2 separate regions of the Homo sapiens genome follow, and region 1 is linked to region 2. A link is an interaction called in ENCODE POLR2A ChIA-PET data of the cell type or tissue named here. Cell type or tissue: A673. All regions are shown on one strand. Links, peaks and the distances in the headings refer to the core of each region. The heading gives the core; the rest is flanking DNA.

The links. ChIA-PET counts read pairs that join two places held together with the same protein. Peaks named below come from ENCODE experiments on the same cell type or tissue, not always from the same donor. Only the 100,000 strongest peaks of a DNase experiment are listed, where the experiment ranks them.
Region 1: POLR2A ChIA-PET joins it to region 2 with 31 read pairs; 6 of 35 experiments call an interaction of 5 or more read pairs at or near these places.

What each region holds. Positions count from the first base shown.
Region 1 is chr1:11,362,443-11,378,815 of GRCh38, forward strand. It overlaps LOC105376740 (a long non-coding RNA gene), which reads left to right and starts at 9,247. Exons shown (of 4, transcript XR_946959.3): 1 at 9,247-9,344; 2 at 10,311-10,637; 3 at 13,453-13,599; 4 at 14,845-15,094. LOC105376739 (a long non-coding RNA gene) reads left to right here. Exons shown (of 4, transcript XR_946958.3): 2 at 140-283; 3 at 1,341-1,397; 4 at 1,694-2,613. RefSeq lists enhancers at 10,216-10,717, 10,718-11,217. In A673, for the core only: no CTCF peak of the experiment used is centred there; no DNase peak of the experiment used is centred there; H3K27me3 peaks cover 1,942 bases.
Region 2 is chr1:11,413,643-11,430,015 of GRCh38, forward strand. It overlaps the pseudogene MTCYBP45. Among named protein-coding and RNA genes, the nearest start is that of DISP3, 57 kb to the right of the region's middle. RefSeq lists an enhancer at 2,611-3,295. In A673, for the core only: no CTCF peak of the experiment used is centred there; no DNase peak of the experiment used is centred there; H3K27me3 peaks cover 1,295 bases.

The DNA of each region.
Region 1 (16,373 bases), core at 4,808-12,807, 51 kb before region 2:
AGACAGGGTTTCTCCATGTTGGCCAGGCTGGTCTTGAACTCCTGACCTCAGGCGATCTGCCCACCTCAGCCTCCCAAAGTGCTGGGATTACAGGCGTGAGCTACCGCACCCAGTCTTCTCCTGTTATTTTCACTTGCAGCCTTTTGGCCAGACAAGTCACATGGCCCTGAGGCGGGTGCTGGAAAACGTGGAGGAGGGGTGGCTTTGGTCGCTGGACACACATCTCTGCCACGGTGACTGACGGAGGCTGTGAAAGGACAATCTGAGTGAAGAAGTGAATGAGGTGAGAGGTGAATGAATGAAAGAGTGAGCGGAGGGTGCGAGGGCTCATTTCCCAGCCTGGGAGCCTCTCAGGACGGGCCGAGTCCCAAGGTTCCCGGTAGCTGCACAGAGCATCCCTCCCCTGGGGGCCGTGTCAGCCACAGTCCAACTGTCACCTCCGGAATTACATTTCAAAAACTCGTTTTGAGAGAGACAAGCTGGGCCCTGGGGGGCTGTATCTCTGTGTCCTTGTCCTTGGGAGGTGGAGAAAGGAAAAGGGGAGGAGGAGGAGGAGGAGCAGCGGGAGGGACGGGCCAGGCTGCAGAAAGCAATTAGTGGAAAATGGGAAATTACTTTCTCTGTGTGTTTGGCATCACCGCCCTTCCCCAGCGGCTTCAGTCAGGTTGTGCTGGGCGCCAGGCAGGTGTAGCCTTGGCCAGGGATCCACTAGAGCTAGTGGGGACCGAGGGCCTGGGATGAATCAAGGAGGGCTGGCCCCAGAGTCCTGCACGTACACTTTTTTTTGTTTTTTGTTTTTTTTTGAGATGGAGTCTCACTCTGTTGCCCAGGCTGGAGTCCAGTGGTGCAATCACAGCTCACTGCAACCTCCGCCTCCCAGGTTCAAAAGATTCTCTCACCTTGGCTTCCTGAGTAGCTGGGATTACAGGCGTGCACCACCACGCCCAGCAAATTTTTGTATTTTTAGTAGAGACGGGGTTTCACCATGTTGGCCAGACTAGTCTCAAACTCCTGACCTCAAGTGATCCGCCCGCCTCAGCCTCCCAAAGTGCTAGGATTACAGGCATGAGCCACTGCGCCAGGCCTACACTTGGTTTTATCAAAAGAAGGAATGAGGTACCATTTCATCTTAGGCATCGCTGTGGTGCCAGCACGTGCTTGGATTCTTAGCTGGGGTCCATCCCTCCCAAATTAGAGCCTGAGACAAGTGCTTGAGCACAGGTAGTTAAATTGGGAAGCAGGCTTGGGTGAGGGTATGGGTCGGGGGCGGTGAGGAGGGCCAGGGAAGGAGGAGAAGACATTCAAGGCTGCCATACTGAGGTTACTGCCGTGGTCCACAGGTGCTGATTCCACAGGGACTTCCTGAGAAGGGCGGAGTGGCTCCCAGCGGACGGGAAGTATGTGATGGCTCCCTTCCCCATTGGCCGAGGGTCTCTTGGGGGTGTTGACTCCCCTGCGTTCTGGGCTGCATTTGCCTTGAGGGGGTCTTGACCCACAGCGCATGGAGGCAGGAGGTTGCTGTTCTCTGCTGCCTCAGCTGACATCACCGGTGGGCTCTGGGGAGGTGGCCCTGGGGTACCGGAAGCATGTGCCACGCAGGGGCAGGGCAGCCCTGGAGGGGTGGAGCCGGGGACCCCCCGATGGGTGCCAGTCCCACTGACATCTTTCTCCACTCCCCGTTCTACTTCCACAGTTAGAGACCGCCTGAGAACAGGAAACCTACCTCCTCTATTTCTGGGTTCCCAGTGTCCTGCCCAGAGCCCATCATGTGGCAGAAGCTCAGGACACAAATGTCAGGGGCAGAAGACTAAGTCCTTGCTCTGGGCAGGGGTCAGGACGTGTGCAGCTCCTTGGCCCCAGAATTGTTTCCCTCCTGCCTCACTCCCTGGTGTAGAATTTGGCCCAGACGCTCCCTGCCATGTGACTTGGCAGGAGCTCCCTCTAGAGGAGGGGTAGTGATATAGCTGTAAATCTCACGTTGAGGCTGGGCGCGTTGGCTCAAGCCTGTAATCCCAGCACTTTGGGAGGCTGAGGCAGGCGGATCACCTGAAGCCAGGAGTTCGAGACCAGCCTGCCCAACATGGTGAAACCCTGTCTGTACTAAAAATATTAAAAAAATTAGCTGGGCATGGTGGTGCATGCCTGTAATCCCAGCTACTTGGGAGGCTGAGGCAGGAGAATCGCTTGAACCCAGGAAGCAGAGGTTGCAGTGAGCTGAGATCGTGCCACTGCACTCCAGCCTGGGCAACAGAGCGAGACTCCATTAAAAAAAAAAAAAAACCTCATGTTGAAATGTGATCCCCAATGCTGGCGGTGGGGCCTGGTGGGAGGTGTTTGGATCATGGGGTGGATTTCTCATGAATGGTTTAGCACCATCCTCTTGGTGCCGTTCTTGAGACAGTGAGTGAACTCTCTCGAGATCTTGTTTAAAAGAGTGTGGCACCTCCCTCCATGTCTCTTGCTCCCACTCTTGCCATGTGAGATGCCTGCTCCCCCTTCACTTCAGTCACAATTGTAAACTTCCTGAGGCCTTCACCAGAAGCTAATGCTGGCACTATGCTTCTTGTACAGCTTAGAGAACCATGAGCCAATTAAACTTCTTTTCTTTATAAATTGCCCAGTCTCAGGTATTTCTTTATAGCAATGCAAGAACAGCCTGACACAGGGAGTGTATTTTTGCATTGGTTATAGACTACATTGTATCCATGATTAAGAATAGGCTGGGCACGGTAGCTCACGCCTGTTATCCCAGCACTTTGGGAGGCTGAGGTAAGCAGATCACCTGAAGTCAGGAGTTCGAGACCAGCCTGACCAACAAGGCTAAACCCCATTTCTACTAAAAATACAAAAATTAGCTGAGCATGGTGGCACGTGCCTATAGTCCCAGCTACTCAGGAGGCTGAGGCAGGAGAATCAGTTGAACCCAGGTGGCAGAGGTTGCAGTGAGCCAAGATAGTGCCACTGCATTCCAGCCTGGGCAACAGAATGAGACTCTGTCCATCCCCGCCCTACCCCCTTACCACAAAAAAAAAAAAAAAAAAAAGAATAAAGGAATTCATGAGAGTGGGTCCAAATCCAATAAGATGGCTGTCCTCATAAGAAAAGGAAGAGACACCAGGGGTGCATGCACATGGAGGAAAGCCCCTGGGACTTAGCCTCCTGGGTTTCATCTCTGGCTCTGGTATAGTGATCTCTGAAAGTGCTGATCCTCTGTTTACCTTGATGCGTGGGGAAGATGCCACCGTAGTCGGAGTTAGGATTGTAGATGGGTAGAGGAGATCTCCCAATATTTGTTTTGTGTCCTGCTTCTCTCCCTTATTCTGACAAATCACGACCCAGATTGGATCATGTACCCTTGCCCTCTTTTGGAGAATTGCTCTTTCCTCACGCCTTCCTCACTCCATCTGCTTCTTCTAGAGGGGCTGCCAATCACATTATCCTGTAACCCTGTGCCTCAGCCACAGTCACACAGTGATTGGCCCAGGGAAGGACACGTGACCAAGCTGGGCCAATTGGAATCCTTCCCTGGGACTGTACACATGAAAACGTGGTAAAACGGAAGCCACCTTCTCCCTTTGGACTTTGAATGGGAAGGGTGATTCTGAAGTGCCAATGACCATGTCTCCCCAAGTCACGTGGCTGCCCAGACAGAAGATAAAAGGGGAACAAGTTCCTGGTGCTCTCTGTGGGGTGACCCTGCTGGGGCAGCTTCCTTCCCAGGATGCTGATGGCAGGCCCAGGACGGTCTGGCCTTTTCAATATGCTGTTGTGATTGTGGCCTGTTCTAATTTAGGCAGTCTGGCTGTCATAAACAAAGTCTGACTGCTTGGCAGGTGGAAAGGTTAGATTTGCATGAAGTGGCTTGTGTCAATCCCAGTTCTTCTCTGTTACTATTGCTCGCCTCTGACGTCACAGGTTTAGGCCTGGTTGTGACACTGGCCATCTGGCTCCCTGGACCCCTCTCTTCCTTTGGGCCTGAGCTGGGCCCTACCCTGCTCTCCAGACTTCTAGGCAGGATGCTCCTCTGGCCTTCACAGGACCTCCCTTCCTCTAGCCTGGCGCTGTCCAATAGCAACGTAATATGCAATTAAAAAAATTCTAGCATCCACATTAAGAAATGCAAAGAGAAACAAGTGAAATTTAATTAATTAACTTATTTATTTTGAAATCAGGTCTTGCTCTGTTGCCCAGGCTGGAGTGCAATGGCGCCATCTCCACCCACTGCAACCTCCACCTCCCAGGTTCAAGCGATTCTCATGACTCAGCCTCCGGAGGAGCTGTGTTTACAGGCATGTGCCACCATGCCTGGCTAATTTTTGTGTTTTAGTAGAGACAGGGTTTCGCCATATTGCCCAGGCTGGTCTCTAACTCCTAGGCTCAAGCAGTCTATCCTCAGCCTCCCAAAGTGCTGGGATTACAGGTATGAGCCACCATACCCAGCCTAATTGATTTTAATGATACATTTTATTTAATCCAATAATCAATATAAGAACTTACTGAGATAGTTTACATTCTATTTTTTGTACAAAACCTTGGCTCTTATAGAATATCTCAGTTGGGACCAGCTACATTTTAAGTGCTCAGTGGCCACAGGAGGCTTGGTGACCACCAGTGACTCTAGGCCATCAGGAAAGCAGCCTGAGGCCTGCAAAAGCCCGGGTGATTTTGGCCTTTTCATTTCAGCCAAGCCTCTCATTTTCATTAGAATGGTATCATGTGTTTATTACTTTAGATCTGACATCCGAGCTTGGCAGTTAGCTCTCAGGCCGGAGGACATGAAGGCAAGGTCCAGAAGCCAACAGCTCCTCACCCTGTGGGAGGCAGTGGGGGGGACCATGGAGGGGTGGGGGGATTCTTCGTTTTTACGTTTTTGAGGGGAATCATTTTCGATTTACAGAAAAGTTGCCAAGATAGTACAGAGTTCCTGTACACCCTTCATCCAGCTTCCTTTAATGGCAATATCTTAGTAAAGTAAGGAATTAGCGTTCCTACGGTGCTATTAATAAAACTTCAGACTTTATTCATGTTTCAACAGGTTTTCCACTAACGTCCTTTTTCAGATGCGGGATCAAATCCAGGCTGCCACATTGCATTTAGGGGTCTTGATTTTTTTTTTTCTTTTTGCCCAGTTTCATAAAATAGGAGCAAGGCCTTGATTTTTAAATAAATAAATACATCTCTCTTCTGTCTATAAAACAACTTTATTGAGGTATCATCAACATGCATTGAATTGCACACATATAAAGTATACATTTTGATATGTTTGACTGTGTATATTTCTGTGAAACCATCACATGGTATGTATTTTAGCTAAGCTACAAAATAACAAATAGCCAAACCTGTGTAGACTTTACTAAATCCAAGCAGTGTTCTACACACTTTACACGAGTGAATGTTTTTGGCTAGATGCAGTGGCTCACACCTGTAATCCCAGCACTTTGGGAGAATGAGGTGCGTGAATCACCTGTGGTCGGGAGTTTGAGACCAGCCTGGGCAATGTGTTGAAACCCCGTCTCTGCTAAAAATACAAAAAGTTAGCTGGGCGTGGTGGCACATGCCTATAATCCTAGGAGAGACTGGGATCTCAGGAGACTGAGGCACGAGAATTGTTTGAAGCCGGGAGGCGGAGGTTGCAGTCAGCCGAGGTTGAGCCACTGCACTCCAGCCTGGGCAACAAAGTAAGACTCTATCAAAAACAAAACAAAACAAACAACAACAACAACAACAAAAACAGAGTGAATGTTTTTATTCCTTATAACAACCTGTGGCAGATGAGATTACTGCTGCCATTTCTTTACTCCCTGGTATAGAATTCTATACCTATACCCTCTGCCATGTGACTTGGCAGGAGCTCCCTTTAGAGTAGGGAGAGTATATTTCCCCACCTGCTATGGACTAAATTGGGTCCATAATTAAGATTAAATGAGGTCATAAGGGTGGGGGCCTAATCCTCTAAGAAAAGGAAGAGACACCAGGGGTGGATGTACACAGAGGAAAGGCCATATGTAGGCACAGAAAGAAGGTGGCCGTCTGCAAGCCAGGAAGAGAGCCCTCACTGAAAACCAACTTTGACAGCACCTTGATTGCAGACATCCAGCCTCCAGAACTGTAAATAAATTTCTGTTATTTAAGCCACCTAGTCTGTGGTGTTCTGTCATGACAGCCCAAGTAGATTAATACACACCCCTACTGATATTGGGTTTGACCATGCAACTTGTTTTGGCCAATGATATGTTAGGAGGCATGATGCTTGCAAAGATTTTAATGTGCTTGGTAGATTTGACTCACCCTCCTATGAGAATTCTGTGATTCTCTGTGAGAAAGAGAGACCCAACTTGTGGCCTTGAACCCAACTTGTGGCCTGGAGCCAAGACTGGACCAGGCCCAGTCCGATCCTGGCCAGACCCTGGAGAGGCACAGCTGATCCACAGATCCATGAGAAAGAAAATGAATACAGAGGTTATAAGCCACTGAGATTTTGAGATTGTTTGTTATGGATTAAAAAAAAGAAACCCGAAAGCCGGGCGCGGTGGCTCACACCTGTAATCCCAGCACTTTGGGAGGCCGAGGTGGGCAGATGACCTGAGGTCAGGAGTTCGACACCAGCCTGACCAATATGATGAAACCCCACCTCTACTAAAAATACAAAAATTATCCGGACATGGTGGCATGCACCTGTAATCCCAGCTACTCAGGAGGCTGAGGCAGGAGAATCACTTGAACCTGGGAGGTGGAGGTTACAGTGAGCCGAGATCACGCCATTGCACTCCAGCCTGGGCAACAAGAGCGAAACTCCATCTCAAAAAAAAAAAAAAAACACCCAAAAACTGACTAATAATCTATGAGTTGAGATACTATTGTTATCCCACACTTTATCAGCGAGGCAGTTTAGGCATGGAGAGGTTAAGTGACTTGCCCAAGGTCACACAGCTGGTGAGTGCTATATCCAGGACACAAACCCAGGCAGTCTGGCTCCAGCGTTCATGCTTACAACTGGTTCTTGTATGAGCAGAGTTCTTCACCATTCATTGATCCAGTGATTTAATGAATTCATTCTTCGGCTTGTTAGTTCATCAAACATTTACACGAAGTAGTTTCCCCCATTAATTTCTCTCATAACATCCCCATCTTTTTCTTCTTAGCATTTATCAATGGTTGTCATGTCTAGGAATCTATTTCTATGCTGGTGGATCTGCCCTCTGGTTAGAGTTTATGCTCTAGGAGGGCAGGGACTGTATCGTTTTTGTTCCCACAGTATATCCATCAGTAGCAGTCCATAACTGCTTGTTGAATAAAACAGAGTTAGTTGTTAAATGCCAGCCCTGGCTACATATTGGGAACACAGCAATAAGGCATGTTATCTGTCTGGAGGGCGGGTGGAGGAGCGGACAGGCATCTGATCCCCAAACATCATGCTAAGGAGCTTGGCCTTTACTTGCAGGGCATGGGGAGCGGTCAGTTGCAGGTTCCTGGATGTGTCTGAGCTGACACCACAGGCACTTTTTTTAGGTTGTGTAAAGAGTATTTATACTTCGGAAAAGGGTGCCCGGCAAAAGTCCTGTCCAGCTCTGAGACTTGCTGATTGCTCTGAGTAGGGTGCCCAGAGCAGGAGGCAGACAGAAGTGGAGAAGGAACTGGGTGGCTGTAGCAGAATTTATGTGAGCTGGGGCAGAGGCGGGGGTCGTTGGCAGCAAAGGGAAGAAGCCAGTAGGGCAGATATTGAAAAGAAAGACGACATGAGCCTACCGAAAAAGTAGGAGGTGCGAAGGAGAGAGGGCTGCGCCAGAGGGGCATCCAAATTTAAGCAAGAGGTTGCCCGGAATGCCCCGAGCACCGCATCTGGCCCAGGGCAGAGGAATTGCTCAATACATGGTCATTGTTGTTGGGGTTGTGGATGATTCAGTGGAAGACTGTAGCTGCTGAGGTCTGGACATGAGGATCGGGATTCAACAGCAAATGACTGGAGTGTGCATTTCAGAGCTCTGGACTGGGAAGGAGGTGGCGTGGGTCTAACTACCGGAAGATCAGTAGACGCATCGCTGTCATCTAGCTATTTATTTTATTTTATTTATTTATTTATTTATTTTGAGATGGAGTCTCACTCTGTCGCCCAGGCTGGAGTGCAGTGGCTCAATCTCGGCTCACTGCAAGCTCCGCCTCCCGGGTTCACACCATTCTCCTGCCTCAGCCTCCCGAGTAGCTGGGACTACAGGCGCACGCCACCATGCCCAGCTAATTTTTTGTATTTTTAGAAGAGACGGGGTTTCACCGTGTTAGCCAGGATGGTCTCGATCTCCTGACCTTGTGATCTGCCCTCCTCGGTCTCCCAAAGTGCTGGGATTACAGGCGTGAGCCACTGCACCTGGCTTATTTTATTTTATTGTGACAAAATATACATAGCATAAAATTTACCATTTTAACCATTCTTAAGTGTACAATTCAGTGGCGTTTAATACATACACACTGTCGTGCAGCCATCACCACCATCCAGTTCCAGAACTTTTTCATCACCAGACAGAAACTCCATTCCTCTTAAGCAATCACCGCTCATTACCGGGTGGAATTGATGGGTAACTATGTTTTGCCATCAATTTGCTGTGTGCGTTTGGTGAAGTCACTTCCACTCTCAGAAGCTAGTTCTTTCCTTATAACTTTAAAATGGAGGTTTCTTTTGATTTTGCTAGGCTGAAAAAGCTAGGTGGACGGATGATGTCTCTGAAAGATAAAAACGTTGAGTGCGTGTGGAGGGCCGAGTCAGCCTGAGGGGGTGGGGGGAGAGGAATGGTGACAAAAGAGGAGCTGGCAAAGGAAACAGATGAAGAGTGGGGTGAGAAGGAAGAACATCTTCTTTGGGATTGGGAGAAAGGTTAGGAAAAGGGGGAAGAAGAGAAAAAGAAGAGGCTGACACAAAGGAATGCTCAAAACCAGGCTGTTAATGTGATTTCATGAGATGAGGTTGGGATCCAGCATAAAATCCAGGGTGACAGCCAGTGGCCTCAACCTCTCCGGAGCAGGAATCATGTGGCAGGAACGGAGGGCACCAGCTGCCTGTGAGGGCGGGCTGGGGACTGGACAGGAGGCTGGGACAGATGTAGCTGGGTGTGCCAGGGTCAAATTAGGAGAAATAAAAGGACTGCTAAGCTAGCCTGTCATTATTGAACTCACGGTAAAGAAAATGTATTTCTTTTCTTTTTTTTTTCTTTTTCTTTTTCTTTTTTTGACACAGAGTCTCTCTCTGTCTTCCAGGCTGGAGTGCAGTGGCATGATCTCGGCTCATTGCAACCTCTGCCTCCCGGGTTCAAGTGATTCTCCTGCCTCAGTCTCCCGAGTAGCTGGGATTACAGGTGTGTATCACCATGACTGGATAATTTTTGTATTTTTAGTAGAGATGGGGTTTCACCATGTTGGCCAGGCTGGTCTTGAACTCCTGACCTCAGGTGATCTGCTCACTTTGGTCTCCCAAAGTGCTGGGATTATAGGCGTGAGCCACTGAGCCTGGCCACTTTTTCTTTTTTTTTTTTTTGAGATGGGGTCTGGCTCTGTCACCCAGGCTGGAGTGCAGTGGCATGCTCTTGGCTCACTGCAACCTCTGCCTCCCAGGCTCAAGCGATCTTCCCACCTCAGCCTCCCAAGTAGTTGGGACTACTGGTGTGCACCACCATGCCCGGCTAATTTTTTTTTTTTTTTTTGGTAGAGATGGGGGTTCAACCTGTTGCCCAGGCTGTTCTCAAACTCCTGGGCTAAGAGATCTGCCGGACTTGGCCTCCCAAAGTGCTGGGATTATAGGTGTGAGCCATCGTGCCCAGCAAGAAAACATATGTCAAAGGGAAATTGACACGGTAACGAATGTGTATACTGCTTTATTTACACACACCCTATCTGGTTCCACATGAAATTTACAGGTTTGTTTTATTTTTATTTTTGAGACAGAGTCTCGCTCTCATCACCAGGCCGGAGTGCAATGGTGCGATCTTGGCTCACTGCAACCTCCAACTCCCGGGTTCAAGCAATTCTCCTACCTCAGCCTCCTGAGTAGCTGGGATTACAGGCACGTGCCACCATGCCCAGCTAATTTTTGTTTGGCATCAGTTAATGAATGCTTACATTTTGGGTTGAGAAAAGATCAATGTAAATAGGTAGCATGCAATAACCCTCTTTTGTGAATGTGTTTAATAACAGCTTTTATTTCTTGAGCAGCTCTTCTGCAGCTGACCTGGTGATAGCTCAATTACACTTCCCACCAATCTGAATAGGGTTGGTTGTCTTTTTTTTTTTTTTGGTCACTCTTTATATATTATCCCTTTTTACAGATGAGAAAATGGAGTCTTGGAAGGCAAAGTGACACCATGCTGGAAGAAGAGCAGAGAGGAATTGGAACCCACTCAGGACCTTGGAAATCTTCATCTTTCTGGAAGGGCCAACCAGGCATTCATCCTTGGCCTCCACTGGCTCCTTCTCTGTCTCCAAAGATTTTAAATAACGTGGCAGGCAAGGCTGCCTGAAGGCTGGGACAAGCGATGGTCCCTGGGCTCCTCCCCAGAGCTCGACTTCTCCTACGCTGGAGCTGTCTCCACAGGCCCCCCTGTGTACAGTGCAGGATTGGAAGGAGCACTGGACGGGGAGTCAGTGGAGCAGATGTGAGTAGCAGCCCCAGGCCTGCCTGCTGGGTGATCCTGACACAGGCGGTTGCATTTTCTGATCCTCAACAGGCTCGTTGTGAATGGATGCTGATACCTCCCTGGCAGGGCTGCTGCAGGGATCAGGCCAGACTTGAATGTGAAAGGGCTCTGAATAGCCGAGTCCAGGGTGGGTGAGGGAAGGTAGCATCGGCAACCTGCGGGTGGGCCCTGGCCACACTGACGGAGGAATTGTCTCCCTGTTATCCTGCTCACTCTCTGTGGGGTTTTCAGAGGAAGCAGAGTCCCTCAGCTTCAAGCCAGATCTGGGATTCCAAAGACCCACAAGGGAGGCCCAAGCAGGGAAGGTTATGGGAGGATTCTGGAGAAGAGGGTGCAGGGGGCAAAGCCTCTGCCAAGCAGCTCCTCCCCTGTGCATGCGTGTGTGTGGATGGGTGCGTGGAGTGTGTGGTGTGTGTGTGGATGTGTGTGTGTGTATGAAATGTGTGTGGATGTGTGTGTGTGGTGTGTATGAATGAGTGTGGTGTGTGTGTATGGGTGTGGTGTGTATGGATGTGTGTGTGTGGTGTGTGGATGGGTGTGTGTGTGGATGGATGTGTGTGTGTATGTGTGTGTGGTGTGTGTATGAGTCTGGTGTGCATGTGGATGGATGTGTGTGAATGTGTGTGTGGTGTGTGTGTGAATGAGTGTGGTGTGTGTAGAGTGAGTGGTGTGTGTAGAGTGAGTGGTGTGTGTGTAGTGTGTGCGTGTGGATGGGTGTGGTGTGTATGTATGGATGGGTGTGTGTGGTGTGTGTGGATGGGTGTGGTGTGTGGATGGATGTGTGTGGTGTGTTGTGTGTTGTGTGTGTTGTGTGGATGGGTGTGTGTGCTGTCTTGTGTGTTGTGTGGTGTGTTGTGTGCTATGTGGATGGGTGTGTGTGGTGTGTTGTGTGTTGTGTGGTGTGTGTGGTGTGTGGGTGTGTGTGGTGTGTTGTGTGTTGTGTGGTGTGTTGTGTGCTGTGTGGATGGGTGTGTGTGATGTGTGTGGTGTAGTGTGTGGTGTGTGTGTGGTGTGTGTGGTGTGTTGTGTGGTGTGTTGTGTGCTGTGTGGATGGGTGTGTGTGGTGTGAGTGGTGTGTGGTGTGGTGTGTGGTGTGTGATGTGTGTGGTGTGTTGTGTGTTGTGTGGTGTGTGGATGGGTGTGTGTGGTGTGTTGTGTGGTGTGTTGTGTGCTGTGTGGATGGGTGTGTGTGGTGTGGTGAGTGGTATGTGGTGTGGTGTGTTGTGTGTTGTGTGGTGTGTGTGGTGTGTGGATGGGTGTGTGTGGTGTTTTGTGTGTTGTGTGGTGTGTGTGGTGTGTGGTGTGGTGTGTGGTGTGTGGTGTGTGTGGGAGTGCTCTCTGGCCAGGTGCAATCTCCTTCCTGTTCAGCTCCTGGGGCTGCTGCTACTCTTAGTTCAAAAGACTTTTTATCCCTGGCAAGGACAATTATTGGGGTCACGGTGACCTGCCTGTTTCAGCGCCTGCTTGGGCTTGTTTCGTTTGGCCTAAGACAAAAGCTTGAACTCTGGAACTGCCCAGAGGGGCGAGGGGTGCAAATTCCCTCTGCCTGACCTAACTGCAGTGTTCACAGGACTGACTCATTGTCCCCCCGGGTCAGGACAGGAGTGACATTCAAAAGAACTCATAAGCAGTTTGGCCAGGTACTGATCACTCCGAATGGATTCTGTGCTTGAGGAATCCACCAAAGGCCTTTTTGGTTTGTTTTCCCAGAAGCCCATCAGTCACCATCTGGGGAGGACAAGGAGGGAGCAGGGCTGATCCAAGGAGCTCTGGGGCAGATGGACTGTCCCTGTCACGGCTTCTTTTACTGGTAGTAATGACTCCCACTGGTTGAGTATGCAGGCGCCACTTTGCTCCATGCCAGGTACCATCCATGCCTGCACTTTCTTTTTCTTTTTGTTTTTTGAGATGGAGTCCCGCTGTGTTGCCCAGGCTGGAGTGCAGTGGCGAGATCTTGACTCACTGCAACCTCCACCTCCTGGGTTCAAGTGATGCTCCTGCCTCAGTCTCCTGAGTAGCTCGGATTACAGGCATGCACCACCATGCCCGGCTAATTTTTGTATTTTTAATAGAGATGGGTTTCACCGTGTTGGTCAGGATGGTCTCGATCTCCTGACCTCATGATCCGCCCACCTTGGCCTTCCAAAGTGCTGGGATTACAGGCGTGAGCCACCGCACTTGGCCCATGCCAGCACTTTCTAGGTATAATCTCACTTGATCCCATCCGGCTCTTTGAGGCAGGCTATATGATCATGCCCATTTTGCAAATCAGGGAGCTGAGCCTGAGGAGCTGGGGTCCTTGCCCAGTCACACAGCCAGTAACAGCAAGAGTTCTGATTTACCCCTAGCTGGTCTGGATTCTCTTGGTCCCCTTATACACCTGTTCCCTGCTGGGGGAAGTCAGCTGGGGGCGTGGAGACTGCCTTGGAAGGTGGCTGCTGCAGCCCCCCAGACCTCCGGCAATAGAATTCCCTATAATTCGGTTATAAATCATGTTCCTAACTAAGCCAGCTCTGAAGGTCACCGGTAATCAAACTGTCAGCAGGCCATCTTCAGCGGCTGCCGTGGTCAGGGCCCTGAGCCAGGAGAGCCCAGGGAATCAAGCTTCCAGCCCGCACCTTTACAAGTGGGTAAGAGGCTGGAAATGGGAACAGGTTAAGAGGGCTTGGGGCTGGGGCCGAGTGACAGCTGCACTTCTGACTTCAAGATAATGAGGAGGAGAGAAGCTCCAGCCTCGCTTCTGAGCTATCTCGGTCCTTCCTGTTGTTGGTAGCATTGAACCTCCTGATCCGTGGAAGGTGGCTGCTTGCAAAGTTCTGATGACATCACATGGATGTGTGTTGGCCGGGTATTCCCTGGGGAATGAGCTTAGCGCGGAAGCAGAAGAGTTGCATTTTCTAAACCACCAGCTAAGTGGCAGGTGCGTACACATCATCCTGTGTAATCCCTAAGCTTGTCCCATGTGGTAGCAAGTTCCTTTTATTATCTCCATCTCCTGGAGGCTCAGATTGGCAAAGGGGACAGAGCTTGCAAGCATTCAGGTTGGCATTCAGGCTTACATCTGGGTTTTTTCCTTTTAATTCTTTTTTTTTTTTTTTTTTTTTTTTTTTGAGACAGAGTCTCACTCTGTTGTCCAGGCTGGAGTGTAGTGGCGCGATCTCAGCTCACAGCAACCTCTGCCTCCCGGGTTGAATTATCCTGCCTCAGCCTCCCGAGTAGCTAGGATTACAGGCATGTGCCACCACATCCGGCTAATTTTTGTATTTTTAGTAGAGACGGGGTTTCACCTTGTTGGCCAGCCTGGTCTCGAACTCCTGACCTCAAGTGATCTGCCCACCTCGGCCTCCCAAAGTGCTGGGATTACAGGCGTAAGCCACTGCACCTGGCCTTCTTTTGACTCTTACCAGTATTTTCCAATTTTGACATTTTGAAATAATGCTGGGAAATGCTGGTTAAACCAAGAGAAACAAGATTCCTGTCCGCATGACTTTTCAGAGCCTTTAATAAATTGGATCACGATTCTTCATGCACAGAGAGATGGGATGCCAGGGTGGAGGCCTTGGAGGCTCTGGCAGAGAGGAGATTAGTACTCCATTCCTACCCCAGTTCTGCAGGGGAGCATGGCTGGCTTGCTCTTGAAGCCCTGGCCCCCCTCATCTGGATGCAGCCTACAGTGGGGTGAGCTGAGGCCTGGCTCCACACACCTCACAGGAACTCCTAGAAGAAGGGAGGCTGTCAGGTACCCCTGACCTCTTTCCTGAGCTGTTCAGGACTCGCTGGCTCACTCGGGGCAGGTGAATCCCGCTAACCCACCAACTGGCCTCACTTCTCCCTTCCACGGAGTAATAGCAGCCTCCACCTCCCAGGTCCATCTGTGCACTTGAACCCCTGGATTTCAGGCCCGGTGTTCCTCAGAGATGGCTGCTCCTTATGTGCCCTGGGCCTGGGCTGATAAACCAGAACCCATGGGTACCTCCCAACTCACTCCCTTTTGCTGCCAACTAAATTAGCTCCTGTGGGCATTCCTCCACCCCCAGCCCAAGAACAAACAGCAAATTAATGAAACAGATGGGCTCTGTCTGCTCTGCTGGCTCTCAGCACTCCCATATTCAGGGCAGGGCTGAGACTGGACTAAATCATTTCTCCTTTGCTCCTGGGCACACAGCTAGACTACATTGCTAGCCTCCCTTGTAGACAGCGACCTTGGGCCACTTGGCTGAGTTCTGGCCAGCGGAATGTGGGTAGAAGTGATGACTGGCGTGCCCACACCTGGCCTGTGACACCTCCTACGCAACATCCCGTCTGCCGCCCTGTTTTCTGCCAGCCGAATGAAGAGGATCCAACAGAGAACTCCGAGGCCCTAGGAGACTGGGGAGGACAAGTTGGAAGGAAGCTTTATTTGTTATTTTATTAAAATTATTATTATTATTATTTCAAGACAGGGTCCTGCACTGTTGCCCAGGCTGGAGTGCAGTGGTACAATTACAGTTCGTTGTAGCCTCCGACTCCTGGGCTCAAGTGATCCTCCGGCTTCAGCCTCTTGAGTAGCTGGGACTATAGGTGCATGCCACCACATCTAGCTAATTTAAAAAATACCCTGTAGAGTGAGCATCTCCCTATGTTGCCCAGGCTGGTCTCAATCCTGGCCTCAAGGATCCTGCTGCTTCAGCCTCCAGAGTGCCGGGATGACAGGTGTGAGCCACCGCACCCAGCCTAGAAGGAATCTTTAGAGAGTGAAAGACCTGGGTGGAAATCCCAGCTCAACCCCTCAAAGCTGTGTGATCCTGGGCAGGTCACTTACCTCTCTGAGCTCAGTTTCCTCGTCTATAGATAGAGGATAATGATAGTGCCATCCTTGTAAAGTTGTTTTGAGAATCAAATAGGATTCTTTGATTTGAAACAGCTCTGAAAGTTCATCGGAGCCCCAGGGCTCCCTGCAGTATTGTCTGGGCCCTTTGTAGCCACCGCATCACAGTTCAATTTCTCCCTCTGTCTAATTCTGCTCTTTTTCTCCTTTTCAGAAATCCCTACCGCTGAGTTCTGGTGGAAGGCAGTTAGTATTGGAAGAGGTCATGGGAAGCAGATTTTTCAATGGGATTTTTGAGTTGCGTTACTTGCTGGGTCCAGCAATGAGGCCCCCATCCCTGGGAGGTAGGGGTCTGTTGTGCTATAGCAGGGCAGTTGTTAAAACTCTCAGTCATGGTGAACTGGGATGGAAAATCCACAGAAGGGAATGCATTGGCAGATATATCTCAGCCATTTGAGAGATTTGGGGGAAGTAATCATTATAAAAACTGTGGAGTCAGATAGTGATTGCTGGCCAGGCACAGTGGCTCACCCCTCTGTAATTCCAGCACTTTGTGAGGCCACGATGGGAGGATCATTTGAGGGCAGAAGTTCAAGACCAGCCTGGGCAACCTAGCAAGATCCTGCCTCTACAAAAAAACGCAACCCAACCCAAACCAACTAAACAAACGAAAAACCATCCAAGAATGCCTGAAGACATTTCTGTTGTCATAATTGTGGGGGAGGGGGATGGCATGGCTATTGGTACCCAGGAGGTAGAGGTCAGCGATGCTGTTAAAAATCCTATGATGCGACCGGGCGCGGTGGCTCACGCCTGTAATCCCAACACTTTGGGAGGCCGAGGCAAGCAGATCACCTGCGGTCAGGAGTTCGAGACCAGCCTGGCCA
Region 2 (16,373 bases), core at 4,566-12,565:
TCCCAGTATTCCTCCTCTGCTGAGAGGGAGGGACATGGGCATGGATAGGGGAGGGTGGCAGTAGGTGGAGGTTCCCCAGGAGGTGTCCCTAAAGGGTAGGGAGAGAAATTGGAAGACCCAAGATTGGCTGCATTTCTAGCTGAGACTCTTTCGTGATAGCTCTCCCTCCTCCCTCCTCCCTCTTTCCTCCTCCCTCTTTCCTCCTCCCTCTTTCCTCCTCCCTCTTTCCTCCTCCCTCCTCCCTCTTTCCTCCTCCCTCCTCCCTCTTTCCTCCTCCCTCCTTCTCCCCCTTCTCCTCCTCCCCCTCCTCCTCCTTCTCCTCCTCAACTGGAGCCCAGCCTTGTATCTCTTGCTCCAATGCGGAGCCTTGCATGGAGGTCTCAGCTTGCTCTGAAAGCTTGTCATGTCTGTGTTTAATGAAGTTTAATTATCTTCCAAGATTCAATGAATAATTATAAATCTTTTCAAGATGCAATCACACGGGTTCATGCTTCATTAACAGTGGAAAATCAATTGTAATTCGCGTAATTCCTTTCTTCTGGAGATCAGTCTGTTTGTACACGCGCTCCCCTCCTCACCCTGCTTTGTCTGCCCCAAGAAGTACAAAGGATGCCTGGCTTTTTCCTCCAGAATTGACGAGCCTTGTCAGGAGCAGGGAGGAGAGCGAGGCCCAGCTGGAGCAGGTGGGGGAGGGGAGGGAGAGAAAAATGGTCCCAGGGGAATAGGCCTGGGGAGCTATTTCTAGGAGGCAGAGCTGGGGGATGAGGGATTGGAGGGCAGAGGGGAGGAGTCTACAAGGCTATGAGGAGGCAGAGTGTTTCTTAACTTTTTAGGGGGGTCCCAGACCCCTTTAAAAACCTGTTGAGGCCAGACACAGTGGTTCACACCTGTAATCCCAGCACTTTAGGAGGCCGAGTACTGGTTATTTGAGGTTGGGAGTTCAAGACCAGCCTGGCCAACATGGTGAAACCCTGTCTCTATTAAAAATACAAAAATTAGCCGGGTGTAGTGGCACACACCTGTAATCCCAGCTACTCAGGAGGCTGAGGCAGGAGAATCGCTTGAACCCAGGAGGCAGAGGTTGCAGTGAGCCGAGATGGCACCACTGCATTCCAACCTGGGTGACAGAGCAAGACTCCGTTTCAAAAAAAAAAGTCTGTTTAAACTATTGACGCCCCCAGAAAAATGATATTCTGAGGGTGTCACCTTGCTTTCAGGGTGTTACATCCTGAGGTCCTTTCCAGCTGCTCTGACCTCCTAGGGGTCGCAGATAACTGTGAGAATACGAGGCTGCTTCTTAGTAATGTTGGACATTCTTTTAGCTCCAAGAAATCCAGAGCCCCTGCTGGGAGCTGGGTGCCATCTGCGGCCCAGCTCCAAGAGAAACTGCCTCGCTTTTCTCCAAACCACAGACGACAGCCCTGGGCCAGGGCAGCTGTGCCCGAGCCTCGTCTTCTCTGAGATGTCTGCCGCCAACAGCGCCACTGACCGGCACAGCCTTGTTGCAGACAACACTTAGCTTTCTCTCGAAGGTGGCAAGTTGCCCGCGTCTGCACAGCAGAGGAGAGTGGGGCTCTGTAAGGGACTTCAGGGGCCACAAAGATATGGGGAAGTCCTTATCCAATTAGCCAGACCACTGGAGGGAGTGGAGGAAAGAAAGCTGTTCTGCAGATATCTGGACTCTTCAAAGTGAATAGAGGATGAGGACCTCCGACCTCTTGCTGCGGGCGGTTTCTTCCCTGAACTTCAGTCCTCAGCCTCTAAGCTGCGCTGTCTAATGGAACTTTCTGTCCAGTGTAGTAGCCACCGGCCATATGTGACTATTTCAATTTAAGTTAATATCAAAGAAAATTAAAAATTCAGTTGCTCGGCTGCATTAGCCACGTTTCAAGTGCTCAAGAGCCACACGTGGCCTGTGGCTGGTGTATTGGACAACACAGACATAGAACAGAATCATCATTAAAGAAAATTCGACAGACGATGCAGGTCTAGGGTCTGTAGTGCATGTCTGCAATCCATCAGATCTCATGAGCTGCCCCTAGACTTCGATTAAGTATTAGTTTCCTATGGCTGCTATAACAAATCACCCCAAACTTAGTGGCTTAAAGCAACACAAATGTATTTCCTAATGGTTTTGAAGGTCAGAAGCCTGACATGGATTTCACTGGGCTAAAATCAAGGTGTTGGCACAGCTGCACACCTTTCTGGAGGCTCTAGGGGAAAATCTGTTTCCTTCCCTTCTCCAGCTTCTAGAGGCCACTGGAATCCCTGGAATCATTCCTCTTTGTCCATCTTCAAAGCCGGGAAGACCATATCTATCTCCACAGAAGAAAGAAGTTCTCCTTTTTAAGAACTTGGATGATTAGACTGGATCCGCCCAGGCCATCCAGAATAATCTCCCCATCTCAGTCCTTAATTCGCTCAAATCTGCAAAAACTCTTTCCATGGAAGGTCATCTAGTCACACATTCCAGGAATAAGATGTGGACATCTTTTGGGACATTGTTCTGCCTACCACAGGTCCCAAACTTTTTTTTTTTTCCAGTTGTGGATCCTGAGATCCAGAGAGGAGAAGAGGCTTTTCCAAGTCACACAAGGTGTAACGGGTACTGCAGTCTCCACCCAGGTTCCCTCTTCCAGGGCATGCACCCACCCCTAGCTGCTGGAATTAGAAGCTGCTGATAGCTCAAAACTGTGCCCCTCACAGAGCATTGCCTTTGGCCTATAGACCTGTCTTGATCAATGTCACACCCTACCCCACCCCTCCCTGCAGGCCCCCTGACAATGACAGATGTAACTATACAAACGTCTGTTCCCTTGCCTCTATTTGGGACCTCTGTAGTGACCAGTCCAGGTCCAGAGCCCTTCACGGGATGAGCTCAGATCTTAGGGGCAACGATTGAGGATCGGCTTCTCCCTCTGGCCAGTCCTGCAGTGATCTCGGATCAGTTTCCCTCTGGCAGTACTGCTGTGCTCGCTACCCTTCAGGTGTGTCTCCTGGAAGCCTCCCCAGTCACTCATCTGCAGCAGCCCAGGGGACAAAGCTCCAGCTCCTCCCCTTGGTCCATAGCACCTTTTATGATCTGGCCCCTGCTGGCCCGTCAGCCGCAGCAACTCACATGCTCCCTGTGCTCCAGCCTAAACAAGTCACTTTCAATTTCCCAAATGTCCCAGACTTTCTCGGCCTCCAAGCCTTTGCCCATGCTGGTCCTGCTGTTTGAAATGCCCTTCATCTCCTGGCCAACTCCTCCTCACTCTTTAGGACTCAGCTCAAATGTCACCTCTTCCTGGAAGCCTTCCCCAACTTCCTCATCCCATCCCAGTCTCCAGGAGGATCCTCTCCGCTGAGCCTCCATGGCTCCCTGGGCCCACTGCTTTGCAGCTCTCACCAAGGTCTACAGAGTGCTCTGAGATTGGAGCTGTGTCTTATTCCTTTCTGTATCTTAAGACACAGCATCTTGCCAAGAGTGGGGACTCACTAAGTGTTTGTTGACTGACTGTGAACTCAGCTGGCCCCTATTATCCCTATTTACAGAGGAAGTTGAGAAGGTAGTGAGACCTGGGACACTGAGGCCCATCCTGGGGACTCATTTCCCGAGCAAAGACATCCTGGCAGCTCCCCAGACTCCAAAAGGCCAGGAACTGCCGACAGCTGCTTGACATCTGAGCTGCAACTCCTGCCTAATGAATGATTCCTCTTCCACACATATGTTTCTGGTAATCAATTGGCTCGTCATTAGCCCACAGCAGCAGTTGTCTCAACTTCAAATGAAATGCAAATGTAATTGTTTTCTTTAGGCCTGGTGGGGTCAGGCTCCTCTTCTCAGGAGGAGGCCCGTCCCCCTCTCCCAGACTGCCAAGACTCAGGACTGCAGGGCCTGCTAGTGCCCTGGAAGGAGGCTGGACTGGAGCTCCCAGAAGTGACATAAGCCCCCTCTGCTCACCCAGTGTTTGGCTTGTTTCTCCTAACTAGCACTGCAGTCTACTTGCCACCCTCGTATGCAGTTCAGTTGCAAGTACGCTCAAGTAATGTGCCACTGATAATCATTGATGTACCAACCGTTGTGAGTAATTTGCTTAAAAAATATACAGCCGAGTGCGGTGGCTCATGCCTGTAATTCTAGCACTTTGGGAGGCTGAGGCAGGTGGATCACTTGAGGCCAGGAGTTTGAGACCAGCCTAGCAAACATGGCGAAACCCTGTCTCTACTAAAAACACAAACAAATTAGGTGGGCGTGGTGGCGCATACATGTAATCCCAGCTACTCGGGAGGTTGAGGCAGGAGAATCGCTTGAACCCGGGAGGTGGAGGTTGCAGTGAGCCGAGAGGGCATCACTGCATTCCAGCCTGGGCCACAGAGCAAGACTCTGTCTCAAAAAAAAAAAAAAAAAAAAAAAAGAAATAAAAAAAAATCAAGTAGAGTAGATTTAATGTTCTCTGTCTAATAAGGTCACTGTCACTCATCCCACATGCTTCCTTGTAGGGAAGAGGCCGGGGGGCATTATATCTGGGAACAGTGTGGCCTCCAGGGCTGTCTCACTGCCGCAGCAGCCTGAGGGTCATTAGCAGTCAGGGCAATTGTGAGTGATCATGGGGTGTGTGCATTGCAATTTTATAGCTACACTCATTTCCTTTTACATGTTGGATTTTATTAAACTCTGGATGAGCCTGGATGGGGGAATTATTGAACTGCTTATAATGAGGATAGTTAACCCCTCCAGAGCACTTTCGCCCGTTGCAGGTACCATTTTCAGAGCTCTATGTGCATGATGATTGTCTTAATCTTTTTATGAGCCCATGAAGTAGGTTCCATTATTTTCCTCATTTTAGAGAAGAAAATTGAAGCTCAGAGAAGTCAAGAAATGTGCTCAAGGTCACCCAGCTGCTGGGTGGCAGAATAAGGATTTGCACCTCAGTTTATCTGAGTCCAGAGCTTGCTTTTAAAAATTCTTGCAAGACGTACACTGAGTTGCCTCACATTTGCCCATTGACCCACTATCTGTGAGTTGGTCCTGTGCTGGGTGCTCAGGAGCATCAAAAGACAGGTCCTGGGAGCCAGACCTGGGACCCCAGGGCTCCTGCTCCCCCAGAGCCAGGTTGCTATCCGCCTATGTCCTTGTCCCATCCTCTCCCTACTAGAGGACAGTGATTCTTTCCTCTTGCACTCTCTGGCATCATCAATTTTCCCTCTCTCCTGGGTCATTTCCAATGCCATAAGCATGCTATGATTTTTCCCCATCTTAAGAAAATAACCTTCTCTCAACCATGCTCCTCTCCTCTGTGCTACACCATTTCTCTTTCCCTTTACAGGGAAGAGTTCTGACTTGCTGTCTCCAATTCCTTTCCGCCCAGTCTCTCCTGAATCCACCCAATCAGGCTTTACCTGCATTGCTCCATCAAAACTGCCCTTGTCAAGGTCATTGATGCCCTCTTCATCACTCTGTTCCATGCTGGACCCTTGGTCCTCTTTGTCCTTTTCCCATCGGCTGCCTTTGACTCTCGTAATTGTCTCCTCCTTGAACCTGTTCTTCCTGAGGCTTCTAGGACACTGGCTTCTGGCTTCTCCTCCTGTCTCTCTCTGGTTGCTCCCTCTCCGCCCCCCTGCACAACAATCTGACTTTTTTTTTCTTTTTTCTTTTCTTTATTATACTTTAAATTCTAGGGTACATGTGTACAATGTGCAGATTTGATACATACGTATACATGTGCCATGTTGGTGTGCTGCACCCATTAACTCGTCATTTACATTAGGTATATCTCCTAATGCTATCCCTCCCCTAGCCCCCGACCCCCCAACAGGCCCCGGTGTGTGATGTTCCCTGCCCTATGTCCAAGTGTTCTCATTGCTCAATTCCCACCTATAAGTGAGAACATGTGGTGTTTGGTTTTCTGTCCTTGTGATAGTTTGCTGAGAATGATGGTTTCCAGCTTCATCCATGTCCCAGCAAAGGACATGAACTCATCCTTTTTATGGCTGCATAGTATTCCATGGTGTGTATGTGCCACATATTCTTAATCCTTTTATCATTGATGGACATTTGAGTTGCTTCCAAGTCTCTGCTATTGTGAATAGTGCCGCAATAAACATACGTGTGCATGTGTCTTTATAGTAGCATGACTTACAATCCTTTGGGAATATACCCAGTAATGGGATTGCTGGATCAAATGGTATTCCTAGTTCTAGATCCTTGAGGAATCGCCACACTGTCTTCCACAATGGTTGAACTAATTTACACTCCCACCAACAGTGTAAAAGCGTTCCTATTTCTCCACATCCTCTCCAGCATCTGTTGTTTCCTGACTTTTTAATGATCGCCATTCTAACTGGCATGAGATAGTATCTCATTGTGGTTTTGATTTGCATTTCTCTGATGACCAGTGATGAGCATTTTTTCATGTGTCTTTTGGCTGCATAAATGTCTTCTTTTGAGAAGTGTCTGTTCATATCCTTTGCCCACTTTTTGATGGGGTTGTTTTTTCTTGTAAATTTGTTTGAGTTCTTTATAGATTCTGGATATTAGCCCTTTGTCAGATGAGTAGATTGCAAAAATTTTCTCCCATTCTGTATGTTGCCCGTTCACTCTGATAGTTTCTTTTGCCGTGCAGAAGCTCTTTAGTTTAATTGGATCCCCTTTGTCTATTTTGGCTTTTGTTGCCATTGCTTTTGGTGTTTTAGACGTGAAGTCCTTGTCCATGCCTATGTCCTGAATGGTAATGCCTAGGTTTTCTTCTAGGGTTTTTATGGTTTTAGGTCTAATATTTAAGTCTTTAATCCATCTTGAATTAATTTTTGTATAAGGTGTAAGAAAGGGATCCAGTTTCAGCTTTCTACATACGGCTAACCAGTTTTCCCAGCACCATTTATTAAACAGGGAATCCTTTCCTCATTTCTTGTTTTTGTCAGGTTTGTCAAAGATCAGATGGTTAACAACCTGACTTCTAAGTGTTTCGTGCCCTAGGCTCAGTGCTTGGACCTTCTGTTCTCTATCTACACTCACTCCCTAAATAATCTCAGCCAAGCTCATAGCTTCAAACACCATCCAAATGCTGATAATCCCTGAATGCCTGCTTACAGTCCCAGTGTGCCTCCTGAACTCCAGACTTACACCTACAGCTGCCTACACCACATCTCCGCTTGGTGGATTAAAGACATCTCAAACCTGGCATACACAAAACTGAGCTTCTGAGCTTTCCCCCAAACCCTCTCCAACCTCTTCTTCTCCCACCTGGGTATGGCAACTGCATGCTTCCAGTCGCCCAGGCCAAAAGTCGTTCTTGACCCCCCTCAGTACATCATCCTCTGCATCCGATCCACCAGCACATCCTGTCTGCTCTACTTTCTTTCTTTCTTTTTTTTTTTTGAGATGGAGTCTCGCTCTGTCCCCCAGGCTGGAGTGCAGTGGTACGATCTTGGCTCACTGAAAACTCCGCCTCCTGGGTTCAAACAATTCTCCTGCCTCAGCTTTCCAAGTAGCTGGGACTACAGGCGCGTGCCACCATACCCGGCTAATTTTTCTATTTTTAGTAGAGACAGGGTTTCACCCTGTTGGCCAGGCTGGCCTCGAACTCCTGACCTCAGGTGATCCACCCGCCTCGGCCTCCCAAAGTGCTGGGATTCTAGGCGTGAGCCACCCTGCCTGGCCTCTACTTTCAAAATATATCCAGGATCTGGTCAGTTCTTTCCACCTCCAGGTTTACAACCCTCTGACCCTCTGAAGGCAATCACTGCCTAACTGGTCTCTCTGCTTCTGCCCTGGCTCCTTCACTGTATTTTCCATCCAACAGCCAGAGGAATCCTATAAAACATAAATCAAATCATGTGACTTCTCTCCTAAAAACCCTCAAACGGCTTCTCATCTCTCTTAAAATAAAAGCCAGAGTTTTATTACCACCTGTGAGGTTTCATATGATCTAGCCTCTCCCTTTGTCTCTGACTGTGCGGCCTTCCACTTTCCTTATTTGCTCCGCGCCTGCTTCCTTGCCACTCCTCCGACGCCCTAGGCATGCCCCTGCCCCAGGGCCTTGGCACTTGCTGCTCCGCCTGCCTGAGCTATTCTGTTTGCCCAGAAATCTATTCAGCCCCAGTTCCCTCCCTTTCTCAGATCTTTACTCAAATGTCCCTCTTCAGTGAAGCCTTTCCTTGCCTCCTTCTAAAATGTCAACCCCAGACCAGGCGTGGTGGCTCACACCTGTAATCTCAGCACTTTGGGAGGCCGAGGTTGGCAGATCACTTGAGGTCAGGAGTTCGAGACCAGCCTCATCAATATAGTGAAACCCTGTCTCTACTAAAAATATAAAAATTACCTGGGTACGGTGGCACACGCCTGTAATCCCAGCTACTCGGGAGGCTGAGGCAGGAGAATCACTTGAACCCGGGAGGTGGAGGTTGCGGTGAGCCGAGATCCCACCACTGCACTCCAGCCTGGGTGACAGAGTGAGATTCTGTCTCAAAAAAAAAAAGAGTCCCCTGCCTTCCTCACTCCTGCCTCCCACCCCTCTGCCATGCTGTGTTTTGTTCTGTCTCGCACGTTTCACTAACTCAATACACGTTTCATTTATTCGTGAATTTATTTTCTGAGAATCCCACTGGAATGTCAGCGCATGAGAGTGGGGACTGCGAGCTTTTTTTTCATCGCTGTGTCCCAAGTCCACGGTGCACAATGTTCAGCAAATATTTGTTGAATGAATGAGTAAATGAATCCCTTCTCCTGTCCAGCATGAAGAGATCCAAGTTATCTACAGCATCCATGCCACCCAGGGGTGGGAGGCGAGGTGCTGAAGAGCCCCCCAAGACAGCAAGTGGGCCCTGAATGGAAAGGGATTCTCCATTTTCCCAGGGAGAACTCAAATGTCTATTTTCCTGTGCCACTGGAAAACATGGTTATGTATTAGTTTAATTGTGTGTCTATTAAATACCATATATCTAAAATAAGGTGTGCTAATTTAGAAACATGAATTTTTCCATTTAATGCATTTCATGAAATTATTTTGCTCAAACCCCTTTCTGGGGCCTTCCCCACTGGATCTTGGGAGTCAGTAGACCCCTGTTTCTAGGGATCTGAGACTCAGTGCCTTTTGAGTCCTGTGTGTTGCTGTCACTGGGAATTTCAACCCAAGTTACAGCTTCCTGTCCATTTCAGAATAAGAAAGTTATGTTTTCTATTCATCCACTGGGTATGTGTGACACTCGCCTCAGTTGAGACACACACTGCTGGCACGGTGCTCTGTAAATAGGGTGACCATCTGTCCTGGCTTGCCCGGGACTGAGGGGAGTACTGGGACTTTCAGTCCCGAGAAAACCCAAGTTCATCCTTCTGTCCATAGCGGGCTTGTTCCCAGCCACGTCCTTGCAGTTCTGAGGCCACGCACCCAGGAACAGTGAATATACTTGGGTCGATATTCCTTCCCGCATTTTATAAGCTGATCCACCAGGGAACTCCAGAAGGTCTCAAGTTAGCTTTGATTGAGGCTAATGTGTTTTCCTACACAGTGTTACGTGGTCTAAGCTACATAATCGACAAAGGACTCCAAAAAGAGAGGCTTTGTTAGGACCCTAATATAACCCTGTAAACCAAAAATAAAATCCCAAGGTCCCCCACTGACTGAACAGACCCCCTCTTGGCCAAGGGAACCCCAGAAAAACCTTAAAACTGAGTTATTGGCCATGATGGAACAGGAGGTTGGTCATGCCTCATTATACCTCCTTCCCTTATGTGGTTTAGATACTGACCAGCATTAAGGCTAAAATGGAAATGATAAGACTGACAGGACAGACTCTTTGTGGCAATAAGATGCTAAATTATAAATAAGACCTAAAGCCATGCCAGGCAGGGGTTAAATCGTGTACCCCTGCACTTAAAAAATAAACTATAGGGCCGGGTGCGGTGGCTCACGCCTGTAATCCCAGCACTTTGGGAGGCCAAAGTGGGTGGATCACCTGAGCTCAGGAGTTCAAGACCAGCCTGGCCAATGTGGTGAAACTCTGTCTCTACCAAAAATACAAAAATTAGCTGGGCGTGGTGGCAGGCACCTGTAATCCCAGCTACTTGGGAGGCTGAGACAGGAGAATCACTTGAACCCGGGAGGCGGAGGTTCCAGTGAGCTGAGTTCGCACCATTGCACTCCAGCGTGGTCAACAAGAGCAAAACTCCTTCTCAAAAACAAACAAAAACAAATAAACAAAAAACTGTATTCTGACTGCCACAAGGTTTGTTTTTTTTTTTTTTTTTTTTTTTTTACAGCTAAACAAGCACTGGCCTCAAGATAAATACTATTAAGACAATTACAACTCACCCAGCTCACAGACACTAACTAAGCCCCTATTCCTCCAGCCATAACTGCAGCTTTCAAAGGACAAGAGACTGATTACAATAACTTTCTCCTGATAGAAAGACCACCCTCCACGGACCGGTTCTGGCTGGTTTACAGAGGCTGCACACTTGAGAGCCTTCATGTCCTAAAAAGACCTTTCAACATATAGGGCCTAATTATAATACATTTAAATGTTAAGTCTCTACCCCAAAGTGAACATGGGTCATACGTAACATACATGTTTATTCAATATACATGTGTCGGGACCACCTTCATAAATACTCATAGCTCTTCCTGTAACCTGTTAAATATGCATGTTTCGCCAACCCCTTCAGCATAAAGCTTCCACCGGAACCCCTCTGATGGAGTTTGGATATTTGTCCCTGCTCCAATCTTGTGTTGAAATGTAATCTCCAGCATTGGAGCGGGGGCCTGGTGGGAGGTGTTTGGATCATGGGGTTGAATCCTTCATGAATGGCTTGGGCCATCCCCTCGGTGATGAGTGAGCTCTTGCTCTGAGTTCACACATGATCTGGTCATTTAAAAGTGCATGCCCCACTCCCCTGCTCCTGCTTTCACCATGGGACATGCTTGCTCCCGCTTCACCTTCCACCATGAGTCAAAGCTCCTTAAGGCCTCCCGAGAAGCTGAGTGATGTCAGCGCTATGCTTGTACAGCCTGCAGAACCATGGACCAATGAAACCTTGCTTGTTTCTTTATAAATTACCCCGTTTCAGGTATTTCATTATAACAATGTAAGAATGGCCTAATGCACCCTCTCTTTCAAAGTGACTATCAATGGCCTTTATTGGAGGCACCTTCCCAGCCTTTGGGATGACCACCTTGCAGGCTGTTACTCCTTATAGAAAATAAACCCTCCTTTTTAAAATTCATATATATATTTAATTTCACAACCCTATAGCCAGGCCAAGGGCTCAAACCCCTCCTAGTTTATTATAAATAAAGCATGGGAGTCAGGTGCAGTGGCTCATGCCTATAATCCCAGCACTTTGGGAGGCTGAGGCGGGCAGATCACTTGAAGTCAGGAATTTGATACCAGTCTCGCCAACATGGTGAAACCCCGTCTCTACTAAAAATACAAAAATTAGCCAGGCATGGTGGTGCACGCCCATAGTCCCAGCTACTTGGGAGGCTAAGGTGGGAGGATCACCTGAACCCAGGAGAAGGAGGTTGCAGTGAGCCGAGATTATGTCACTGTACTCCAGCCTGGGCGACAGAGTGAGACACCGTCCCCCACCCCACCAAAAAAAAAAAAAAAAGAAAGAAAGAAATAAAGCATGGGATCGCATAGGAAAATAGAAAATATCATTCTGGTTTAACGTTGGTTAAATGTTGGGTGGTGTGTTAAGGGGATTTGCTGGGGGTGTAGCTGTCTGGGTCTCCTGATAGGTCAGGGTGAAAACAGGACTCGGAGGAGTAATCACAGTAGAAGGAGAGTTAAGCCTCAGACATCTTTGCTTGTGTACTATGGATGAAATGCGATTTTGCAGAATCTGATGAGATTCCTGAGGGTTTGTTGGATCCTGTTTCATGGAGAAATAGAAGGTGAACAGCTACTAGGGCAGCGATGATAAAAGGGAAAATGAAGTGGAAGGTGATGAATCATGGAAGGGGGGTTTGTCAACTGAAAATCTGTCCCAGATTCATTCCACCAAGTTAGTACCAGTGCATGGGGAGCTGATCATAGGTTTGTGATTACTGTTGTCCCTCACAAAGATATTTGTCCTCATGATAGGATGTAACCTGTATATGCTGTTGCTATTACTGCCAATAGTAGAATAATACCAATGTTTCAGGTTGGTAGAACCTAGAAAGGTCTAGGACCTGTGCTATAAGCCTCGTCCTACGTGGGTGTATTAGTCCGTTTTCACACTGCTGATAAAGACATACCCAAGACTGGGTAATTTATAAAGAAAAAAAGGATTAATGGACTCACAGTTCCACATGGCTGGGGAGGCCTCACAATCATGGCAGAAGGTGAAAAGGCACGTCTTACACGGCAGCAGATAATAGAGAAAATGAGAATCAAGTGAAAGGGGAAACCCCTTATAAAACCATCAGATCTCATGAGACTTATTCACTACCATGAGAACAGTATGGGGGAAACTGCCCCCATGATTCAATTATCTCCCACTGGGTCTCTCCCACAGCACATAAGAATTATGGGAGCTACAATTCACAATGAGATTTGAGTGGGGACACAGCCAAACCATATCAGTGGGCCTTCTTAGGGTTGTTGTGAGGCTTAAATAGCAGGAGTCCCCTCCCCCAACTCTCACTACCTTCACCACCCCCACCCTTCCAGTGGGACTGAAGAGTAAATTGCTGCTTGTCTTCAGACCCTCCACCTGAGGGGCAAGAATAATAGCAGCTTGATATGGTTTGGATCAGTGTTCCCACCCAAATCTCATGGTGAATTGTAATCCCCAATGTTGGAGGTGGTTTCTGGTGGGAGGTGATTGGATCATGGGGGCGGAGTTCTCATGAATGTTTTAGTACCATCCTGGGTACTGTATAGTGATTTCTCACGAGATCTGGTTGTTTGAAAGTGTGTAGCTTTTAACACATTTCTTTCTCTCTCTTCCTCTTGTTTCTGCCCTGTAAGATGTGCCTACCTCCTTTTGCCTTCCACTATGATTGTAAGTTCCCTGAGGCCTCCCTAGAAGCAGAAGCTGCTATGCTTCCTATACAGCCTGCAGAACCATAAGCCAATTCAGCCTCTTTATAAATTACCCAGATTCAGATATTTCTTCATTCATAGCAGTGCAAGAATGGACTAGTACACAGCTACTCTGTGCCAAGCTGTGAATATGATCTGTGGTCCTTATCATGACTCATTTCCATTTTACAGATGGGAAGACTGAGGCTCCGAGAGGGTAAGGAGTGACTTGACCAAGGCCATGCATCTAGGTGCTATGCATTCGGTGTGGAGCTCAAGTTCAGAGGCTATCCCTCACACCCACCCCACCCCATCCCCATCGCATTGTATGGGTGACTCAGGTCTTGTCTGGGTTTACCCTCCAGCGAAAACAAAGGAAATGGTTTATCCAAGGGTTTGGTCCCCCATTCCTGGTGCCATGGCCCACGACCTGGCCTCAAACCTTTGGCCTTCCTGACCCAGTCCCCAGGGCCCCAGCCCTGGGAGGTGGCTACAGACAAGGTACAGGCAGTGGAGCAAGTGTTTGTGTGTGTGTGTGTGTGTGTGTGTGTGTGTGTGTGTGTGTGTGTGTGTGTTTTAAGTTCATCTTCCAGGGTCCTGTCCCCCAGACCTGAAGCTTTCATTGTGAATACAACACAGAAAATTTAATTAAATTAATTAAGTTATAACTTTCTGCAACCATTTATACCCACAGGGAAATGTGGTCTTCTCTGCTGTGGGAGAGACCCAGGGTGCAGAGCCTGGACCAGCAGACTCAGGGAGGCAGGAACCAGGACCTGGGAACACAGGTGTGCCTTTCCTGCCTGTCTGCAAGCATTTCATGAGCACCTGCTATGTGCAGGGAGGGTGCAGGGTGTTGAGGAAGTTGTGGCCGGCAAAGCACTGATCCCAAGCAGAAAGTGAAGCTGGGGCATTAGGACTTACCCCAGGATACTGTTTTCCATGTCTCTCCCTGCATCTCTTCCTGCTTTACAAATCCTAGCTCTGGCAACACCTCCTCAGGAAGCCCTCCCTGACTGGCCCAGCTCACCCCACCTCTTCCTGTTGTCCCTATCACACAGCTGAGCAATGGGGCAGAGACAGATGGGCTCCTTGAGGGTGGGGGCAGAGTCTCTTTACCCCAGAAGCATGTAGCCCTATGTCTCTGATTTCGACAAATTAGAGAATCAAAGAATGCCCCTGACAGAGGGAAAAACTGAAGGTCAGAGAGGGGCAGTAACTTGCCAGAGGCCACACAGCAGTTTAGTGCAGAACCAGGACTAGAATGCTTCTCTGCCAAGTCCTTTCCCCTAATTATCATAATACCCCACATGTCCTGAGCTTTTTTTTTTTTCTTTAATGCGTCTGGCCCCGTATTAATTACTTAAGACAGATGAACCCATCTAGCTTGTCTCCAACCCCTCAAGGAAGGCACTAATACTATCATCCCATCTCCACTGATAAATGCACTACCTGGGGCCTGGATAAGTGACAGAATGTGCCCGAAGATCCTTCCCTGTCAGTAAATGATGGAGTCAAGATTCCAGCCCAGATGAATCACCTCAAATCCACCCTCTTCACCACTGCATCATATTCAAATCTCACCTGGGGATCCTGATAGGCTTCGGGGGGCTATGAACCACCCGGACTTGTGTATATGTGCATTTTTCAGGGGAGAGAATCTAGAGTTTTTATCAGATTATCAAAAGGGTCTTGGCCGGGTGCGGTTGCTCACACCTGTAATGCCAGCATTTTGGGAGGGCGAGGCTGGTTTGGATCACCTGTGGTCAGGAGTTTAAGGCCAGCCCGGCCAACATAGTGAAACCCTGTCTTTACTAAAAACACAAAAAATTAACTGGGCATGGTGGTGCGCACCTGTAGTCCCAGCTACTCTGGAGGCTGAGGCAGGAGAATCTCTTGAGCTGAGATCACACCACTGCACTCCAACCTGGGTGAAAGAACAAGACTCTGTCTCAGAAAAAAAGGAGGCCTAAAGCTTTCAAAACGATGGCTCACTGCTGTTTATGAAATTAATGAGATGGTTCATTATGAGGATGGAGCTGCAGGTGAGCTTAGTGAGGGTGTGTGTGTCTGTGTGTGCATGTGCGTGTGTGTGTGTACGTTAAGAACAAGCTGGGATGAAGGAGTTGGGGCGGTGTCCACGATCTCCATTTTTATGCCCTGCCCCGTGACATTCCCACCTGATGTGCTCTGCCCCCCAGCAGTAGCCATGGTCATCTCAAGACCCAGCTGGGCCCACGCGTGTGCTCCCCCATGCAGAAGGCTGGACTCACCGCCCGCTTTTATGCCATGTTCCATTTCTCTTCTGCCCATCAGCTGGGCCTCCCCACGGCCCGATCTCCACGGTTGTTTTATGGAAGGTGTCAGCTCCCTGCTCCAGTCTCTGGCCTGATGTGGTTATTAGGAACAGCTACAAGAAGAGACAAAACACAGGCAAGAAGGCGGAGGGCGAGGGTCCCTGAGGCAGCTGCCCAGAACGTGTAAAGCCTCATTCCTTGTGTCACTGGAGCAAACTCTCCGCTCCTGCCATCGCTTCTTATTTAGGACTGCATAATCATTAGGATGCGTATTTGGAAACAATTAAAAATGAGCTGCCAACATGTGGCTAAGTTTGCTCAGGCCACTTTGATAACATTAATCAGGAGAAAGGGGAGAAGGTGGCAGGATAGGGCGCATGTGAATGATCGAGGCCCAGGTGGCTCCTGGCTTGGCTGCGGGTCTTTATCCCCGGCTTCTCACTGGCCTGGGCCTGGTGGCGGTAGAGATGGTTTGGGCCAGCAGCCACAGTCCTGGGAATCGGTTTGCAAGGTGGGCTGGGCCTCACCTGCTCTGTCTGAGGCCACATGCCCATACCCCCAGGCTACTTGGGACTTGAGTCCCAAGTGCTTGGAGTAGACACCCCTCTACCCACCCTTGGCCAGCTCCTCTGCTTTGGAACAGCCATGCAGGCTTTCTTCTGCTCCAGGAGGTAACTTACAGGACATGTAAATTACAAGTGTGAATTTGTGCTTTGTGAACCACAGAGGTCCTGGGTTGGGGTCCTAGCCCTGCCTCCTATTGCTGGGTGACCTAGGCTGAGTTTCTCTCCTTCCTTTTCCACCACCCTCCCTCTACTGCAGCCACAGGAGAGTCACAGCTTTGGCCTTAGATGGAACTGGTTCAACGTTTTTTTTTTTTTTTCCTGAGACAGAGTCTCGCTCTGTCACCCAGGCTGGAGTGCAGTGGCGTGATCTTGGCTCACTGCAACCTCCGCCTGCCGGGTTCAAGTGATTCTCCTGCCTCAGCCTCCCAAGTAGCTGGGACTATAGGCATGCACCACTATACCCGGCTAATTTTGGTATTTCTTTTTTAGTAGAGACTGGGTTTTTCCACGTTGGCCAGGC